2 separate regions of the Homo sapiens genome follow, and region 1 is linked to region 2. A link is a loop called in an ENCODE intact Hi-C map of the cell type or tissue named here. Cell type or tissue: PC-3. All regions are shown on one strand. Each heading gives the region's core, and the rest is flanking DNA. Links, peaks and the distances in the headings are about the cores only.

What was found. Peaks named below come from ENCODE experiments on the same cell type or tissue, not always from the same donor. Only the 100,000 strongest peaks of a DNase experiment are listed, where the experiment ranks them.
Region 1: a loop joins it to region 2, with 6 times the contacts of the local background. A loop is called at or near these places in 4 of 110 quality-filtered maps.

The regions. Positions count from the first base shown.
Region 1 is chr3:18,093,529-18,103,850 of GRCh38, reverse strand. The region is part of intron 4 of BALR6 (B-cell acute lymphoblastic leukemia associated long RNA 6); the gene reads right to left. Among named protein-coding and RNA genes, the nearest start is that of BALR6, 140 kb to the right of the region's middle. RefSeq lists enhancers at 4,479-5,114, 4,020-5,219. In PC-3, for the core only: no CTCF peak of the experiment used is centred there; DNase peaks (open chromatin) are centred at 3,580, 4,040 and 4,720; H3K4me3 peaks cover 1,760 bases; H3K27ac peaks cover 3,613 bases.
Region 2 is chr3:18,289,807-18,300,128 of GRCh38, reverse strand. No RefSeq gene overlaps it. Among named protein-coding and RNA genes, the nearest start is that of SATB1, 130 kb to the left of the region's middle. In PC-3, for the core only: CTCF peaks have their summits at 4,467 and 4,672 (motif pointing right); a DNase peak (open chromatin) is centred at 4,798; H3K27ac peaks cover 593 bases.

The sequences.
Region 1 (10,322 bases), core at 695-8,694, 200 kb after region 2:
TAAAGAAAGCATAGAAAGAAAAAGGAGTAGGGGAAAATTCCAGCAGCTGAAGAATAAGAAATGGAATCCTGGGTGCACAACCAGAGAATACAGGTCAACAACAATTATTGCATTATAATGGAAGGGGCTGAAAGAGAGTCTCCATTTGGAATGTAGCAAGAGCAGTCCTACAAGACAGATCGCATTAATATGAAAAGAATATTATTGAAATCAAGAAGGTACAACAGAGGGCAACCAGAATGATACAAGGACTCAAGGACCTTAATTATTTACAAAGGTTGGAAACACAGTTGCTCTACTTTCCTCTATTAAAAAAAGAAAATGTAAAGGGAATTCACTAAGAACATCCTCAATTCCAAGGTAGCAAAATAAAGGAAGATTTGCAAAGGCTAAATGCCAAAAAGAAAACAGAAAAAAGGGTCATGTACTTAAGCCCAGAAAGAACATGGTATTAAATAAGTTTTAGTGGGATTTCTTTACAAAGAGAGAGGTAAATGCACAGTGCAATCTACTATGCAGGTTCAGATGGCTAATACATATGTAGTGTTCATATATACATGTGTATTTATACAAATACTATATATTTTAAGGAGATAAGCATTACAAAGGAAAATAATTATGGGGTGCCACAATTGTAGACTCAGCTAGACTTACAGAGATTTCCTGTTCTAAAATTTCCTGTGTTCCATAGCCCTTCCATGTAATTTTCAATGTTTTGAGTGCCCATTGGCAATACAGACTAAACACTAAAACAACCTAGAATGATATTCAAGTGAAACATACAGGAAAGTAAATTTGATCTCGAGCTGTCAAAATACCACTTAAAATACAACATATTGACACTCAGTCAAACTATACACCCTCTGAAGAATACCTTCTGAGAAAGAAACCAAACAGAAATTGAAAACCCATTTTACCCTAGCCAGTAGATACCAAACCCACATCAAACTCACAGTGGACTCATATTTTTGTTCTGTATTTTGACTATAATGTTACCTAAACAAGCATTTGTTAAATGCTTATAATACATTCTACAATCTATTTTACAACATGAAATAAAACAGAGACATAACCCATGGTCCCTATTCCCAAAAAAGGAATCCTAATCCTGCCTTGTTCACAACTGTATCCCCAGGACTTAGGGCTGTGCCTGGTATTTGGTAGGTGCTCAATAAATCAGGAGCAATTAGGAGACATATCATTAATTGTTCATGGAGAAGCTACTAAGGGATAGGCTTTAGGAGTACATTCTTGCATTTAATATTCATGAAGATCCTGTGAAGTACATAGTATGTGCTCTATATACTGGAGAAACAAGGAGGCTAAGTTGTCATCTAAGGGCACACAGCCTGCAAGCAGTAGAGACAGGACAGAAGCCCAGACCCGTGTACTTCCCTCTAAGCCATGATGTGTCATATAATCTAGTTGTGAAAACAAGTATACATGCATGTGAAACAACGATAAGTGACACAAAATGCAACATACTTAAAAGCTAGGGCATATGGCCTGGACTCCATATGTTAGAGAGGTTTGGAGTAGATGAAGACAGGAGCGGTCAGGTACTTCTTAGAAATGGGAACATGAAATGAGCCTTGAATGATGAAAGGATCAGAGGGCAAGATCACCAAAACAGCTGTGTGGTTAGCTAGTGGAAAAGGGTAATGGTTCCCAAACCTGACTAGGAAAATTTGGATTAGGGTTGAAAAGAACGACTAGTATTAGAAACTGGTGTGTATATATCCCTAATTATAATGTATTTGTGATAGGAAGAAAGAAATGTTTTAAAACACTGTCTCCGGCCTCTTAGACTATTTCTTTCCACTTTTTTTTTTTTTTTTTTTTTTTTGAGACAGAGTCTTGCTCTGTCACCGAGGCTGGAGTGCAATAGCAAGATCTCGGCTCACTGCAAACTCCACCTCCCCGGTTTAAGTGATTCTCCTGCCTCAGCCTCCCAAGTAGCTGGGATTACAGGCATGCGCCACTACACCCAGTTAATTTTGTATTTTTAGTAGAGATGGGGTTTCACCGTGTTGGCCAGGCTGGTCTCGAACTCCTGACCTCAGGTGATCCACCCACCTTGGTCTCCTAAAGTGCTGGGATTATAGGCATGAGCAACCGTGCCTGGCCATCTTTCCACTTCTACCTGAGATTCCAAATGTCCCACATTAAAGAAGGAGTGGTAATTTCAAAATTTAGAGCAGTGCTTTGTGGTGCTAAAGCTATGCTATCCAAGATGGTAGCCACTAGCAACATATGGCTATGGAACACTTGAAATGTGACTGGTCCAAATTGAGATGTGCTTATCACTCAAATGGGTGAACTATTTCAGCACTTGATGCATCTGCTTTGCTAGGACTGCTGCAAGGAAGCCTTTTTATCACCAGCAAAATGACAATGAACATACAACCACTTGGTGTAAGTAGTTGCCTTAAAAAGCCCAAGCAAAAGGGATGGTGTGGGACAGAGTTAAAAGACCAACCACAGAAGGCAAGATGTGAAGGAAATCAGAAATTCAGTAGGTAAAAGTAATCGAAGGAGGTGACCACAAGAAATATAAGTCCTTTGAGACTCTCCATAGATGTTGGCCTGAAGCTTGTGAGGTGAGTGAGTTCACTGTCTTTCACCATATGTGAATGTGGAATCAGGACTTGAACCAATTTATTTAACTATTAAAGAACACACAGGGTATAAGGGCCACAAGACTGGAGTATTTGCGGAATGTCCTTATACCTGTATTTTGAGTCCTACCTTGATGAAATTCAGCTTTTGACCATAGGTCACTCATTTCATTTCTGTGCATCATTTCATGATTTTCAAAACAATCATTCTCTCATTTGATTTGCAAAAAAGATATGAAGTAGGCAACTATACTGTACCACTTACCATTCCCATCTTAAGGATGAGAAAACCGTGCCTCAGAGGACTTACATGATTTGGGAACTAAAACAGTAGACATATTCAGTGCTTTTCCAATTCTCCCATAGCCTTCTACCACCATCTATACCCTCAAGTAACAACAACAGAAACAATAACACACACACACACACACACACACACACACACCTTTACATGTATGGATTTGAATCCCAATGCTCAGTTTTATGTTAGAATCTCTATCTATTGTTTTCTTTTCTAAATTACTGTATTATCCAATTCTAAACACTTCTGGTAGAGTAAGAAAATACACTCCAGGAAATTGTCCAAAAAACTAAAGCCAAATTGAAAAATATTGTTTAAAAATACCAGCTAGATGTGTCTTACAGGTGTTTTAGTAAAGTGGTAGCCTAAATTGGGTGAACTATCTCAGCACCTCGGATCTGTTCCTTTTTATGGTGATTATTGCCCAAGGCAAAGATTTAAAGATAGAAGGACTGATTTAAAGTGTGTCTAACAGGAGGGAGGAAGTCAAACTTTTTCTTCCTTTATCAGCATGAAAATGAAAACATATGAAATGGGGGTAAAGAAACTTTCATTCAATGATAGATTAAAATTTTTAGTAAATACAGCTCTCACTTTTTGTTTTACACATACCACCCTCCTCCCAATATGAATCATCCACAAATCCCCTCCCTGATCCAAGGAAGAATGCCTCCAATTGTGTAGAAGTGATATAGGAAACTAACTTATCTTTATATGTTGTTATGTACAGTTGTTTGATTTGGTTGGTTTTTTAAATTTCTAATTTACACATGGACACAAGAATGCTGTGCTAACACTATTTTTAAAGCAATCATAACTAAGAAAACATGTAAAATCCCTACATGATTCATTTTTCATTGGCTATGTGGCAAAATATTTAGTGCTTTGGTTGAAGAGATAAGTTCTAGGAAAATACTAGGGGGAAAAAAGGAGTCATATGTTTCATTATCAACCAGTGGCAATTTTCACACATCTCCAGAAGAAAAATATGGGATATTTCTGAGATTCCCCAAGTCACCTCACACTAGCTCTTGCTACTCAAAGTGTGAGCATGAGCCTCACATGGGAGCTCGTTAGAGATGCAGGTTCTTGGGCTCTGTGTCAGACCTACTGATTCAGAACCGGCGCTTTTAAACAACCCCAGCTCCTTCCTACACACAGGAAACTTGGAGAACCACCGCTCTGGACAAATCTCAGTTACAGCACCTGAATCCTGACAGAGCAGAATTTTAAGTCCTAGCACCACAGCAACACTTGGGGTTAAAAATCACACATAAACTCTTCCGTAAAAACTTCAGAGCCCAGATAGCAAACATCTGTGACCCAACACAAAGCTGCGTGGAATTATGGCTGTCTGAAATATAGCACATAATCCAACTTCAAGTAAGGTTGAAATTCCGCAGAAGGTTCTCGAACTATTCTTCAGGGACAGACCTACATAAGCAAATGAACAGTCTGTCACAGCAGCTCCAAGCCAGAGAAGAACTTGGACCGGCCATTATTGCTTCAGTGAGGAAGAGTATGAGAAAGGGTGTGGACAGTCTCAGAACAGGAACAGGAATGAGAAGGGGGAGCAGAAATGGAAGCAGAAAAGTGAGAAAGCAGTTTACATGTCCTGGGGAGTCCATCGTAGGTCACAAACCTCTAGAAAGAGGAGAGAGGGAAGAAGCAGGAGGGGGTAAAGATGACATTTTGAGGCTAGGTGAGTCACATGGGCCCCACCAGGCTGAATGACTTCACGCCCCAAGGAATAAATGACTCTTTCTTGGCTCTCCTCAAAGATATGCCACAGCACATCATGAGTCACCAGCCCACCCTGCAAACTCCTGCCATTTCCTGCCAGCTTTTAGGGCCAGAGGACTTGCCCTCAGGCCATGAGTCCCATCAGCATTTATATGCCAATTCCAAAGCGGCACTTGTGGGGAAAAAAGGAGCCAATTTGCCTGGTTTACTTTAAAAGAATCATCTGAAGGTCTTTAACCTATTAACGATGCACTGACAAACCCTGAGTTTGTCATTATTGGAAGTGACGCTGGGGCCAGAACTGAGATTGCAGATTGATTGATTTTTTTAATTTACTATTTGTTCATGGGGAGGCTGGCTTCTTTATTGTGGCGGCACCTGCTAGTGCCATTATAGTTACAAGGCCTGTTGGAGAGGCTTTATGGTGAAGGCTTATTTCTATTATAAATACTGGTTGGTGTGGGTGGTTAATATCCCAACAATTTCTGTTATACTGGGTTCAATACAGTCTGGCCCACATTGTTAAGTCATACATATCATCCTTGCACACAAAAAAATGAAAAACTAAATGTTATGCCAAAATCAACATAATTAAGTTACAGAAGAAATATTATCCAAGTCAGTCCTTAAATTAATCATTAACTTCAGATGAAGAATTATTAAATTGAGCTCTAATAACTAGAAGTAATATAATATGAATATACTATAAATATATATATTTGATTGCTAGAAAACTACCTATCTCACACAAGCAACTCAGCACACATTTTCATTTGCTCAAAGAATAATTATACTATTCATATCCCAAGTTCCCAAATTCAAATTGATGCTATATTTATATATATACTACCTGCTAGCAAGTGTAGATTATATTTCCCTATACTAATACCTCAAAATGGGTTTTACCTTTGGAAAGTGAAGTTGCTAACCGCACAAAGTAGTCCAGTGGTTAGGAGCACAGGCATGAGGTGAAATATACTTAGACTCTAGTCCCTTTCTTGTCGTCAGCCCCTTTCCTGCTATGTAACCACGGTCTGGTTAATCAACCTCTTGACAGTTTATATTTCCTCATTAGTCAAACAAAAGTTTTAATAGCATCCACCATTGTTGTTGTAAAGACAAACTAGGCAATAGATGGCTAACTCAAGGTCAGGGTAAAGAAAGTACAAAATGAACCTGGAATATCTTTTTTCTAGAAAATATGAACATGCTTAAAGAATGATGGATACATGTGGGAGAACAACAGTCCATGTTCTAATCTCCAGACCTCTGAATATGTTACTTTACATGACAAAAGGGAATTAAGGTTGCAGATGGAATTAAGGCTGCTAATTAGCTGACTTTAAGGAGTTTATCCTGGATTATCCCAGGTGTGTCCAGTGTAATCACAAGACCTTAAAAGTAGGAGAGGACGGCAAAATAGAGATGAGTCAGACTGAGGCTTGATGATGCTAACCTGCTGGCTTTGAAGATGGAGGAAGGGGCCACAAGCCAAAGAATGTAGGCAGCCTCTAGAAGCAGGAAATGGCAGGGACACGTATTCTTCCCTAGAGCATCCAGAAGGAATGTAGTCCTTCTAACATCTTCACTTTTAAGCCCAGTGAAGCCAATTTCAGAATTCTGACCTCCAAAACTGTAAGATAATAGATTTGCCTTGTTTAAACCACGAAGTTCATGGCAACACAGTTATAGGAAACTAATACACTTGTCAAGCAGCTTACATATATACCTAGAGAGAGAATGATAAAACAACTGTTAACATTTGAGGAATCTGGATGAAAGGCATAAGGAAATTCTCTGTACAGAATTCAATTTTACAATATGTCTGAAATTATATCAAAATTAAATTTTGAAAAGGAGAAAAATAAGTTTCTGTAGGAAGGTGTCAGATCCTCAGCACCCCTCTCCTGCTTCACACAGCCAGGCAACTAACTATTCCTTCCTGGCCTTCAAAGGAGATCAGAGTTTTACTCTGTTAAGAAGCTATGACCTGGGACCAACATGCAAGCAGAGATAGGAAAAGAGGCCCAGTATTGGGAATTGGGAATTACAATAAATTCTACCTGCTAAGTGGTGGGTCCCTGCTAATTCTTCCTCCCTCCACTAAGCTTCAAAACAAGCAGCCAGTTTTGATGTCCCCACCTCCTACCCACTGACAGAAGTTTGAATTACTTCTCTCTGGAGAAAGTAAGCAGTCCTAGAGACAAGGCCTACAGAAACAGAAAGTCAGAGGCCCCCCCAGTGATAGAGCAAGGCCACTGCTCAGTGAAGCCCACAGGTTGAGGGAATTCACATGCACACACTGTGGTAGGCAACAATAACGGTCCCTCAGAACTATCCTGATCTAATCCCTGAAACCCGTGAATATGTTAGGTTATATGACAAAAAGGGTATTAAGGCTGCAGGTGGAATTAAAGCTCTTAATTAGTCAACTTTACAATAGGAAAACTATCCTGGATTATCCAGATGGGCCCAATGTAATTGCAAGGACCCTTACAAGTGGAAGAGGAAGGCAAAAGAAGAAAGAGAAAGACGTGACTATGGAATAGAGTGAGTTACATGATATGAGAAGGACTCGAATTGCCATCACTGTCTTTGAAGAGGGAGGAAGGAGCCATAACCCAAAGATCGCAGACAACCTCTAGAAACTGGAAAGGTCAAGGAAACAGATCCTCCCCTAGAGCCTCCAGAAAGAAAAGCAGCCCTGCCAGATGGGCGCGGTGGCTCACGCCTGTAATCCCAGCACTTTGGGAGGCAGAGGCGGGCGGATCACGAGGTCAGGAGATCGAGACCATCCTGTAACATGGTGAAACCCTGCCTTCTACTAAAAATACAAAAAAATTAACCGGGTGTGGTGGTGGGCACCTGCAGTCCCAGCTATTCGGGAGGCTGAGGCAGGAGAATGGCGTGAACCTGGGAGGCGGAGCTTGCAGTGAGCTGAGATCGCGCCACTGCACTCCAGCCTGGGCGACAGAGCGAGACTTCGTCTCAAAAAACAAAACAAAAAAAAAACAAAAAACAAAAAAAGAAAAGAAAAGCAGCCCTGCCAACACGTTGTGTGTTAGCCTGATGAGACCCATGTCAAACTTCTAGCCTACAGAATTGTGAGATAATAAATTTGTGTTGTTTTAAGCTTTATATCTGTGGTAATTTGTTAAGGCAGCAATAGAAAACTAATACACACACACACATACACACACACACACTCACACAGAGACAGAGAGAGAGAGAAAAAAAAACACAAACAATTCAGAAGGCAATAATGTTCCCAGAGAAATCAGTGGAGATATTACATCTATGAAACAAGAACAGGGTGCTCTTTATTTACTGTATTTATCTAACACTTATGCAGAACTTACTAAGTGCCAGGCACTGTACTAAGTGCTCCACAAATATTAAACCATTTAATTACCATAACAACTGTATGAGGTAGGTATTCTTATCCCTATTTTACAAATGAAGAAACAGGCACAGAAAGGTTAAATAACCTTCCCAAGATCACACAGCAGAGCTGAGTTATGAACATAGGCACTCTAGCTCCATAGTCCATTCAAGAATACTTAGGAATTTAAAATATAATGGCAGAAATTGAAAAAAACATTACTAGATGGGTTGAAATATAAAGTTGAGGCAATATTTTAGAAATAGATATATATAAAGAGATCAGAAATAGAAAAGGAAATATAAGAAACCCAGCAAATTCAACATCCAACTAATAATAGTTTCAGAAAATAAGAACAGAGAAAACAGAGAGGAAGAAGGTATTTTTAAAAACATTCAAGAACATTTTCAGAATAGCAAGCCATGAATTTCTATATTGAAAGGGCTTATAGAATACCCAGCACAAGAAATGAAACATAATTATTATCAAGACACATTGAAATTTCAAGACAGCCTATATAAAGAAGTCCTAAAGGGTTTCTTAGGGGCAATATAACAGATCTTATTTTAAAGACTGCAAAAATAATGGTATCAGATTTCTTAATGGCAGTGGTGAAAGCTAGAAGACAAAAATGCTGTCAAAATCTCTGAAGAAAATGTGTTCCATATCAGAATTACATACCCAGACAAATTATCAGTCAAATGTGAGATAGAATAAAGACATTTTAAGATATATAAGGTCTCAAAAAATTACCTTTCACATACTCTTTTCTCAGGAAGCTCATGAGGATATTATACAAGGAAACAAAATCAAAAACAGGAAAACATGGGAACCAGGGAACAAGCAATCCCAAAGATGATGGTAAAGGAAGGTTCCAAATAATAGCTGTACAGTGGCCTGTGGAGCAACTCACCCATACATAAACAGGAGGGTAAAGAGTTCTAGTCTCCTAGAACAAAAAATAAAAGTAACTGGTAGATTACTTGATGTGTTTCAGTAAACTGAGAGAAATGTTAATGTTTTTAAAGAGTTTGAAGAAATAATTAGTAATAGTTACATGGAAAGCTAAGTTTTTAAAAGAGAAGCAATTATTAACTGCAAGAAAAATCAAAAGTGCTATACATTTTTTTCGCCTGTAAACAATAATTATACTATCATAATAAAGCAAGTGCTGAAATTAAATTTTTCGAGGGCTTTGAAACAGGTATAATGAAAGGATGGGAAAGTGGAAGAGGTGTCATAGGAAACCCGAGTCCTCATCTTCCAAGGCAGGAAGTCAATAAATAATGTTTACAACTGAAAATTCAAGATACTGAAATGCAAACTTTGCATTTGAAAATATGAAGGTAAATAACAAAAGAAACACTGAAAATAGCTGAAGTGGTTATCTCTGGGGAGGGGGACTTCAAAATAGGAGCGGTTAGAGCAGGAAAATAGTATGTTCCATTATGAATTTTGTACGATTTGATTTTTTCTCTTCTTTTTCCCCTTCTTTCAGTTTGTTATACTATACACAAGCATCGTTTTGATAGTAAAAAATAAACATAAATGCCTTGAACAGGATTTGGTACATAGTATGTGCTCAATGAATATTTGATGCTGATGTTTTTGCTACTGTGATCTTTATTAAAGCTGCAACACTAAAGTGAGAATCAATTCATATTCTGCATGACAACCCTAAGATAAGTTCTTTTATACCTCTCTGTTTCTCCATTCAAAGAAAAAAAATACTTAATGAATCAAACTCTCGATAAGGTATGTGTAAATCTTAAAATACGCTAAAAATATTGAAATTCAATTCTCTAAAAACATATTGAATGTTTTCATTAGATGTGCTATGGTCTGAATGTTTGTGTTTCCCCACCACCCACCAAAAGAATTCATACATTGAAACCTAATCTCTCATGTGATAGTATCAGAAGGTGGCAGCCTTTGGAAGGTGATTAGGTTATGAGGGATCTGCCCTCATGAATGTGATTAGTGCCATTATAAAAGAGACATCAGAGAGTTAGCTAGCCCCTTCCACCATGTAAGGATGCAGCAAGATGATACCACCTATGAACCACAAAGTGGCCCTCACCGGACACCAAATCTGCCAGCATCTTGATCTTGGATTTCCCAGCCTCCAGAACTGTGAACAACAAACTTCTGTTGCTTATAAGCCACCCAATTGATGGTACAATATCGAGCATAATAAGACTGAGTGAGGTCACCCAGGAAATAGATAGAGGAGAACCAAAGATTGAGCTATGGATCATTCCAGCATTAAGGGGACGAG
Region 2 (10,322 bases), core at 677-8,676:
GCTCATTTTAACAATATTGATTCTTCCAATCCATGAGCATGGGATGCCTTTCCATTTGTTTGTGTCCTTTTCAATTTCTTTCATCAGTGTTTTGCAGTTTTCCTTGTAGAGATCTTTCACCTCCTTGGTTAAATTTATTCTCAGATTTTTTGTAGTTATTCTAAATGGTATTGATTTCTTGGTTACTTTTTCACCTATTTCATTATTGGTGTCTAGAAATGCTACGGATTTTTGTATGTTGATTTTGTATCCTAGAATTTTACTAAATTTCTTTATCACCTCTGAGAGTTTTTTTGGTGAAGTCTTATGGTTTCTCTAAATATAAGATCCTGTTATCTGCAAAGAGGGACAATTTGACTTCCTATTTTCCAATTTGAATGTATTTTATTTCTTTCTCTGGCCTGATTGCTCTGACTAGGACTTCCAGTACTATGCTGAATAGGAGTGGTGAAAGTATGCATCCTTGCCTTGTTGCAGTTCTTAGAGGAAAGATTTTCAACTTTTTCCCATTCAGTATGATGTTAGCTGTGGGTTTTTCATAGATGGCCTTCATTATTTTGAGATATAGTCCTTCTGTGCCTAGTTCATCAAGACTTTTTATTATGAAGGAATGTTGAATGTTTGCAAATGCTTTCACTGCATCTATCGAGATGATCATATGATTTTTGTCTTTCATTCTGTTGATGTGATGAATCATGTTTACTGATTCATGTATGTTAAACTGTCGTTGCATCTCTGGTATAAATCCTATTTGATCATGGTATATTACCTTTCCTATGTGCTGTTAATTCAATTTGCTAGTATTTTGTTGAGGATTTTTGCATCTTCATAGACACGTTGGCCTGTATTTTGTTGTTGTTGTTGTTGTCTTTGTCTGGTTTTAGTATCAGGGTAATGCTGGCCTCATTGAATGAGTTATGAATTCACAGTCATATCACATGAATTCTTTTCCTGACCAATTTTTTGGAATAGCTTGAGGAGGATTGGTATTAGTTCTTCTCAGTATGTTTGGTAGAGTCTGACAGTGAATACATTCAGTCCTGGGCTTTTCTTCATTTGAAGACTTTTTATTACAAACTCAATCTTGCTACTCATTATTGTTCTGTTCAGATTTTCTGTTTCTTCCTGATTCAATCTTAGTAGGTTGTATGTTTCTAGGACATTATCCATTTTCTCTAGGTTTCTCAGCTTGTTAGTGCATATTCACAACATTTCTGATTATCTTTCATATTTCAGTGGCATTAGTTGTAATGTCTCCTTTTTACTTCTTATTTTATTTCAGTCTTCTCTCTTTTTTTCTTGGTTAGTCTAATTAGTGGTTTATCAATTTTATTTATTTTTGAAGAACCAATCTTTAGTTTCATTGATTCTTTGTGTGTGTGTGTGTGTGTGTGTGTGTGTGTGTGTGTGTGTGTGTGTATATATATATATACATATACATATAGTTTCCATTTTATTTAGTTCTGGTCTTTATTCTTTCTCTCTTCCTGCTATCACTTATTTCCTTCTTCTCATTTTGGATTTGGTTTGTTCTTGCTTTTCTGGTTCCTTGAGGTGCATCATTAGATAGTTTATTTAAAATATTTCTAATTTTTGATGTAGACATTTATTGACATCAATTTCCCTTTTAGTACTGCTTTTGCTGTATGCCAGAGGTTTTGGTATGTTGTGTCTCCATTTTCATTTGTTTGAAGAAACTTTTTTATTTCCATGTTAATTTCTTCATTGACAACTATAGTTCATGAGTGTGTTATTTAATTTCCATGTATTTGTATAGTTTCCAAATTTCCTTTTAGTATTCATTTATAGTTTTATTCTATTGTGGCCTGAGAAGATAGTTGACTTGATATATATGTTTTAAAATTTGTTGAGACTTCTTTGTGGTCTAACAGATAGTCTGTCCTGGAAAACATTCCATGTGCTAAGGAGAAGAATGTGTATTCTGCCATTGTTAGATAAAATGCTCTTTAAATGCCTGTTAGGTCTATTTGGTCTGAACTCTAGTTTAAATGCAATGTTTCTTTATTGATTATCTGTGTAGATAATCTGACTAATGTTGAGAGTGGGGTGTTGACGTCCCTGTTATTGGATTGGAGTCCATCTCTGTCTTTAAATCTAGTAATATTTGCTTCATAAATCTAGGTGTTCCAGTATTGGGTATATATGTTTAGAACTGTTATTTCCTCTCTCTGGATTGATAATTTTATCATTATATAATGATCTTGTCTTTTTTTTTTTAACTGTTTTTGGTTTATTGTCTGTTTTATCTAAGTATAGCCACTCCTGCTTGTTTTTGGTTTCTGTTTGTATGGAACAGCATTTTCCATCTTTTTACTTTCAGTCATTACATGTCTTTACAGGTGAAGTGCACATTTTGTAGGCAGCATATAGTTGAATCATGGTTTTTATCCATTCAGTCAGTCTATAGCTTTTAAGTGGAGAGTTTAATCCATTTACATTCAAGATTATTATTGATATGTGAGGTTTTGTATCTGTCATATTGTTTTCTGATTGTTTTGTATAGTCTTTGTTCCTTTCCTTTTCTCTTATTGTTTGTTATTGTGGTTTGGCAGTTATTTGTGGATGTGTCATTTGAGTCCTTTCTCTTTCTCATTTATGTGTTTGCTTTACCATTTTTATACTCTTAAGTGTTTTTATAATGGTAAATCTCATTATTTCACATCCAGGTTTAGGACTCCCTTGAACATTTTTTGTAGGGCTGGTTTACTAGTGATGAATTCTCTCAGCTTTTGCTTGTCTGGGAAAGACTATTTCTCCTTCATTTAGTAAAGATATTGTTGCTGGGTATAGTATCCTTGGCTGGCAGTTTTTTCCTTCCATTTCAGCACTTTGAATACATCATCTCATTCTCTTGTGGCCTGTCAGATTTCTGATAATAAGTCCATGGTTAGTCAGTTAGGGGTTTCCTTATAGGTGACTAGATGCTTTCCTCTTGCTGTTTTTGGGATTCTCTCTTTGTCATTGACTTTAGACATCTTGTCTGTAAAGTGCTGCGGAGAAGACCTTTTTGCATTGTATTTGTTTGGGTGTCATTGGGCTTCCTGTATCTGGATGTCTAAATCTCTTGTTAGACTTGCAAAGTTTTCTTCTATTATTTCATTAAATAGGTTTTTGTATCCTTTTGTTTTTCTCTTCACCTTCTGGGATACCAATAATTCAGGTATTTGGTTGCTTTATGGTGTTGCACATATCATGAAGGCTTTGTTCATTCCTTTTTTATTCTTTTTTAAAATTTTTGTCTGAGTAGGTTATTTCAAAAGACCTATCTTCAAGTTATGAGATTCTTTCTTTTTTTTGATCTAGTCTATTGTTGGAGCTTTTGAATGTATTTTGTCATTCAGTCAATGAATTCTTCAGTTTCAGAATTTGTTTGGTTCTTTTTTGTGATATCTATCTCTTTGGTAAATTTCACATTCATATTCTGAATTTTTTTTGTACTTTTTTTTTTTTTTTTTTTTGAGAGAATTTCACTCTTGTTGCCCAGGCTGGAGTGCAATGGCACGATCTCGGCTCACTGCAACCTCCACCTCCTGGGTTGAAATGATTCTCCTGTCTCAGCCTCCTAATCTCAGTAGCTGGGATTGTAATCCTGCCAGCACACCCGGCTAATTTCTGTATTTTTAGAAGAGACCAGGTTTCATCATATTGGTCAGGTGGGTCTCGAACTCCTGACCTCAGCTGATTCATCCTCCTCAGCCTCCCAAAGTGCTGGGATTACTGGCATGAGCCACTGCATCCGGCCTGTACTGTTTTTAAAGTTCTTTTGTATTTCACTAGGCTTCTTTAAAATCAATAATTTGAATTCTTTTTCCAGGAGTTTGTGGATTTCTTTTTGATTGGGATGTGTTTCTGAAAAATTATTTTGTTCCTTTGGATGTGTCATATTTCTTTGCTTTTTCATGTTTCCTGTGTCCTTATGTTGATATCTATGCATCTGGCGTATAAGTCGCTTCTTCCAGTTTTCTGAATTTGCTTTTGTAGGGAAGGACTTTTTCCTAAGGATGAATCTATGGTGTTAGTTGGCTAAGGCACTCTGGCTTTGATTCTTGGTGTATGCAGGAGAGTTGTCTCTGCGTGATTTGTTTGTCTGTAAACAGCGTCAGTGGTATTTTATATTTACTTGGTGGCTTAGAGTGCAGTTATTAGTAGATGCTGTGTGCAGTTTTCCTGGCAACTGGGATGCCAGATAGGTCAGGCTTTGGGCCTCAGTGATGGGTAGAATGTGCCTGTCTTAAAAGAGAAGCTGGCATGGCATGGGCAATGGCAATGGCAATGGCAGTGGCAGTTGTAGGACAACTCTCTGGTTCCTGATCACTGTGTGCTGGTGCTGGCAGTGGCTGAATGGCTGAACAAGTCAGTCTCCAGGCCCACAGGTGGCAGTGCAACTAGGTGATAGTGGCCCAGTTTAGGCCCAACCTCAGGTCCCTGGGAGGAGTGTTCAGGTACCATTGGTGGTGGACTAGGCTGGGCAATCCCCCGGTCCCTGAACTCTGTGCTGCTCTGTCATGGCAGAGGAAGGAAGGATGAAGCTGGGGCAGGCTGTCTTGCCCTCAGACCCCTTGATAATGTGTATAGGAACTGGCCATGGTATGCAGGGGTAGGGTAATTCCTAGGCAATCAGTGGAATGTTCAGGTAGGGGGTGGCAGTGGCCATGCTGCTGCTCTGCCACTGGGGGGCAGTGCTATCTTCAGTGATGGCAACCTAGACTGGCAGGTGGGGAGTGTGCATACCACTCATGCCTCAGCCCTGGGTGTGGTAGCCTGCAGTTACTCATGCCTAAGCCAGCTCTTTTCTTGCACCTCAGCCTCAGCGCTGCTGGGCTTCAGGATAGTGTGCAGCCTGTTGGGGATGGAATTCTAAAATGGCACCTTGCCATTGCTGCTTAGGTCTCAAAGAATGTGAGGGACCCAGCACAAGCTTTCCTCCCTGGCACAGTGCTTGTGGTACAATTCCTTGTCAGCTCCCTACATTAGTTTCAGGGCCTGTGAGGGTTGAGGGGTTCTTCCATGGCTAGGACTGGAGTCCAGGGTGAGAATGTGGACTGCTGAGGGTCTCTCACTCTTTCCCCCATATTGGGGAGTCTCTCTCAGCTCCCAGCTAAGCCAGCCAAGTAGGCTGCCTTGCTTCTTTCTCCTTCCTTGCTTTAGGTATTGCCTGTCACTTATATGTTGAATTCCAGTGTTTTCTCTTGGATGATCTATTTAAAGTGTGATTATCTACTTGCTATTTTTGTTCTTCTTAGTGGAGGAAGCAAGTATAAAATGCCCCTAGTTAGCCAACTTGGAGCCTCTTATTGTGTACTTTTTTACATAAAGACTCAACTTTGAAAAAAATAGTTAAAACTGCCAATTCTTTCCAAAGTATACTATTTTTGTGTGCTTTTTTTTTTCAACTTTAGGGAAAATGTTTTTAAAATTTGCACTTAGTATACCTGAAATTCCATTTAATTTATAATAATTTTCACTTTATATATGTGGTTGTAATTGGAATTGGTACAGGGAGGTTTATAATTTTTACATTTTCTTTACCAAATATATCCTGTATTGATGTAAAATGACCCTCTAAGACAAGGACATCCTTTACATGTTGCACTGAATTCTACTTTGCCTAATATTAATTAAACAATATGGTTTCCTTGATCAGCACTTATTAAACATATTTTAATCTGTACTTTAATGTTTAGTGGTACAGCTTTGTGTCCGTTTTTGATGTATGCCATTGTCAGCAGATAGTGGGATTTTGGTTTTGATCAAATATAAATCTTGGCTTTTAATATGGTATTTTAATCAATTAATTTTTTTACAAAATAAATATTTGCTTTTTAACTATCATTTTATCCATGTGATCTATTTTATGCGTCATTTTTTCACTTTTTTCTGACTTTTGCTATCAAAACTATATTTCCATATTTCATATTTTCCAAGCTTTGTAAAGATAGCTTCTGATTTTTAATTCCATTAATAGTTATAATTAACAATTTCAAAATGCATATTTAATCTATATTTCTCTAATTTTCAAAACCTTAGAAAAACAACAAAATTTGAGTTTTTTCCCACCCCACATCAATCAAAGTTCAGTACACTTTTTCACATATACCTCACTTTTCAGTCTTTCTTAGTATAAGATTTTAGATGCCCAGTATTATATATATACACACACTATATATATCTATAGTTATAAATACTATATATAGAGTTATACATTATATATACTATATTACTATGGATATATACCAACTATATCTTTAATTTTGAAAATAATTATTGACAATTATAATTATTTAATAGCTAGTCTTCAATAATATTGTAATGCTTTATACTTACTGTTACAGTTAATTGGCAGTACTTACTGCTTTTTGTATCCATCTTTTTTCTTGAGTGTTGTTTCTTTACTAAGTTATTTTTAAAATATCATCAATTTTTTCCAAGAAGGGCATATGTGGGGTGTATTTTAAGAACTCTTGAGTATCTAAGAATGTCTTAACTCTATATAAAATCATTGAGTCAGAATATTTTCTCCAAATTCAGTAGATATGCATTTACAGATATCTGCCATTTAGTGTTGTGGAAGAGAAGTCTGATCTATTTTTATTTTTGTTCTCTTAAGTAACTTTTAGGTAGAATGCTTATTATCAGCACATAACTCTTTTTAATATATTTTACATATAATAATTTTTGCATCAACATAATATATAGGTAGTTTTAAAATGATGGCAAGGTATGTCAGCTATCTATTTCAGCATTTTTAAATTACCCTCAAATTTGGGGGCTTAATGAAAACAGACATTCGTTATCACTTCTGTGGGTCAGAATCCAGTAGAGGCTTAGCTGAGTAATTTTGACTTAGCATCTCTGATGAGGTTGCAGTCAAGGTATTGGCTAGAGCTATAGTTATCTGAAGGCCTGCGTGGAGCTGAAGGATCCACTTCTAAGATGGTTCACTCACATTGGCTATTGGCTGGAGGCCTCAGTTCCTTACTCGTTCTCATCTGGATGCTTTTGTTCTTTACCACATAGAACTATTTTATAAAGCAGCTGACTCCCCTCAAAGCAAGTGAAAAGAAAGAGAGAGAGAGAGACAGAGAGAGAGAGAGAGAGAGAGAGAGAGAGAGAGAGAGACAGAAGCTGTGGTGTCTTTTATGTTCTAGTCTCTAAGTCACAAACTGTCGTTTCCAGAAGCAAGTTAGAAGCAAGTCACTACTAAATCTGGTCCATTCTCAAGGGAAGAGAAACTAAGCTCTTGAAGGGAAGAATATAAAATAACATGTGGCCATGTTTTCTTAAAGCATCACACAGAATAAGTTCAGTTATGGGTATGAATTCACCGATTTTTTTCCCTGCAAATTAATAGCTCATGAAATCTTTTTTTTTGAAAGACTTTTTCTCAATAATATTTTTGGTGTTTTTTTCTGTTGTATTTGCTTAAGATTTTCTTCATGAATTCTAATTATTCAGATAGATACATAGATAGATAGATAGATCAGCTTTCTGTTCTTTATAGTTATATCTTTTTTGTAACTTTCATATCTGTGTTCTTTTCCTCTGCAATCTGGTAAAGGATCCCAAGTTTGTGCTCTACACCAACTCTGCTCTTTCTGACCTCAAATATCATTTTAAATTCCCTGTTGCATTTTTAAATATATCTGCAATACTTTCACATCTCATCCACATCCGTTTTTCCCTAATACTGTTGTCTTTTTGTGTCAACTTATTGGCTTTCTTCCTGGGTTATTCTCACCATGCACATTTCAGCCCCTCTTCATCAAAGTAATTTTTTCTTGTATGAATTAAAGATGCCAAAGAGTTTCAAGATTTTCTTCTGAACTAGAAGCTGATAATTTTTGTAGTTACACTTGTCATTTGAACCTTCCAGATTGGCATTATTTTCTTAGGCCAACTGGTGCTTTCTTTTCACTTTCTTTATAATATTGTCATATGTCAACAAATAAGATATATGGATTCCCTTGGTTCTGTCCACTTGCAGACAGATGGCAAAATTCCTTGTTCATCATAACAACTAAAGGGCAGGTTGATGAGTTTACTCCAAGTTCAATATCTACTTCCTAGAAGGTGCTCATCTATTGCAGCTTTACTTTATTGATATGGCATCTTCTGCTGCTACTGTCTGGTTTTATGATACTGTGAACAGGTACTTTTTGATGCACATTTCCCAGCATTCTTCCTATCTCTGCCCCTAACTTAACAGATTTCTTTATAGAGCTCCGTATCCTAGGATGGGAGGTATTACCACCAGCATCCCATTTGTTTCATCAGTTGCACCTTGGGTATAACTGTTTATGTAGTGGTGTACAAAAAAGAGGTATCAAAAGGAAAGAGTGGCATTCTTAAGAAGAAACAGCTGTAGTGCAAAGAATAGCTTCTAATGTTCCATTTAGCGAAGATCTTGAATTCCGAGTAGGGGAAGGAGAGTGGGAATGCACATAGAGTCATTTTTCTTCTCAGAGGGCTTTTGTACTAAATACAGGAGATAAAGATTGGGCATCTCATGAGGTAAAACTTAAATAGTTTTGTTTCTTGCCCAGTTTTTTTTTTTTTTTTGCTTTGTAATTAGTAGTCCTTTGAGAGTCTAATGTTTAATTGCTAATAAATCAAAATTTTTAGAGTTTCTATGAGCTTTCATTATTTTCTGGTCTTTATAGTTGTTTTGTTTTAGTTGGAAATTAGATAAAGTTGTATTCTGGTGATCAGCCAGAATGGAATTTTAACCTGGAACTATCTCACGGTATTATTTACAGTAGCAAAAAATAAAATACTTTGAATGCCCAACAATAGAGGATAAACCAAATAAATTAAAATGTCTCGTTGTGAAAGAACACTTTGCAGTCATTAGAAATCATACTGTTGAAGCATATTTAGTGGTATAGGAAAATAATCACAATTTATCATTTGGTGAAAAAAAATTGCAGAACAGTATGTACAACGTGGTTCCAATTTCATAAAGTGAAAAAAAGGAGAACAAAAGAGGCAGGAGAGATATATAACATTCATGGAGGTTGTCTAGAGTGTGGGGTTTGTGGTAACCTTCATGTGTTATTTTGAACTTTTTTTCTTTATTTCTTTAAAATTCTTAAAATTTTATATATTTTTAAATGTTTTTATTAACATATGCATTACTTACCAAAATAAAAAAAGTTCTATTTAAATTATCAGTGTATATCTGCAAGTTAATTCATTTGCAAAGATTATATCTTCTCTAAGTATTAATTATATATAGTGGTTTGGGAGTCAAAAGGGAAATATATTCCCAGGTATAGACAGAAATTTCTATATCTAATTAAGAGCAAACACGTGAGAACCACAGTGTTCTATATTTAATGTAACACTAATGAGATATAGATTTATTATCTTTTAAAGTGATTGATATATAAATATTCTAAAGTGTGCATGCACCCACATATGTGGCGTGTCTTCTAAAATTGATTTGAGGGTATTCAATGGCCACCTTAATAGGATACTGGTATCCTATAGCTGTAATAAGGCAACGTCTGGCCACAATAAGAAAGACCAATCAATAGCCACAGTGTAGTCCCTGGACCAGCAGCAACAGCATCACTTGGGCTCATATTTCAAATGCAAGTCCTCAAGCTTCACCCTAGACCCACTGAATCAGAAACTCTGTGTTTTAACAAGCCCCCCAGATGATTCTAACATGTGTCAATCTGACAGACACTGCCATGGTCATGGTAATGTGAACATTACCAAAAGAGCAAAAGACTTTTACAGGTGTGGTCACAAAGAAACAAGAACACTCTGAGGCAGAAACCTCTCTGATACTCAGCAAGATGACTATTCAAAAGACATGATTGACTGTGAGTGCCAGATTGAACAATAGGAAAGTGAGAACTTGATCTTATTTCCTTTGTAGTTCTGGTAAGCCACATGTATTTATTGTGGAAAATAAAGAAGAACAAAAACTATAATGTGTATTATAAAGTTCTTGTGAACCCATCAGTTTAATTTGTACACCCATCATAACGTAAGAAATAGCAGGGTCCCAGAAGTATGTTACCCTGTGCTTCAGTAGAAATGATTTGCCAGCACTCCAGCCCTGTGGAAGAAGGGTGCTGATGTCAAGGAGCCACATCTAAGGTCATTTGTTGGACCACACTGCTTAGTGTTGGAAAGATTGAAGGTGTGAGAACTCAGAGACCTTAAAGCAGGATGGATATTCCCAGTCTCCCTTTCTTCTTACATGTGGTTGGCGTGGTAGAGGGGCCCTGGGCTACCTCGCATTTGGGAAGAGGCATCTTTGTGGTGAAGCCTGAGCTAAAATGGTTAGA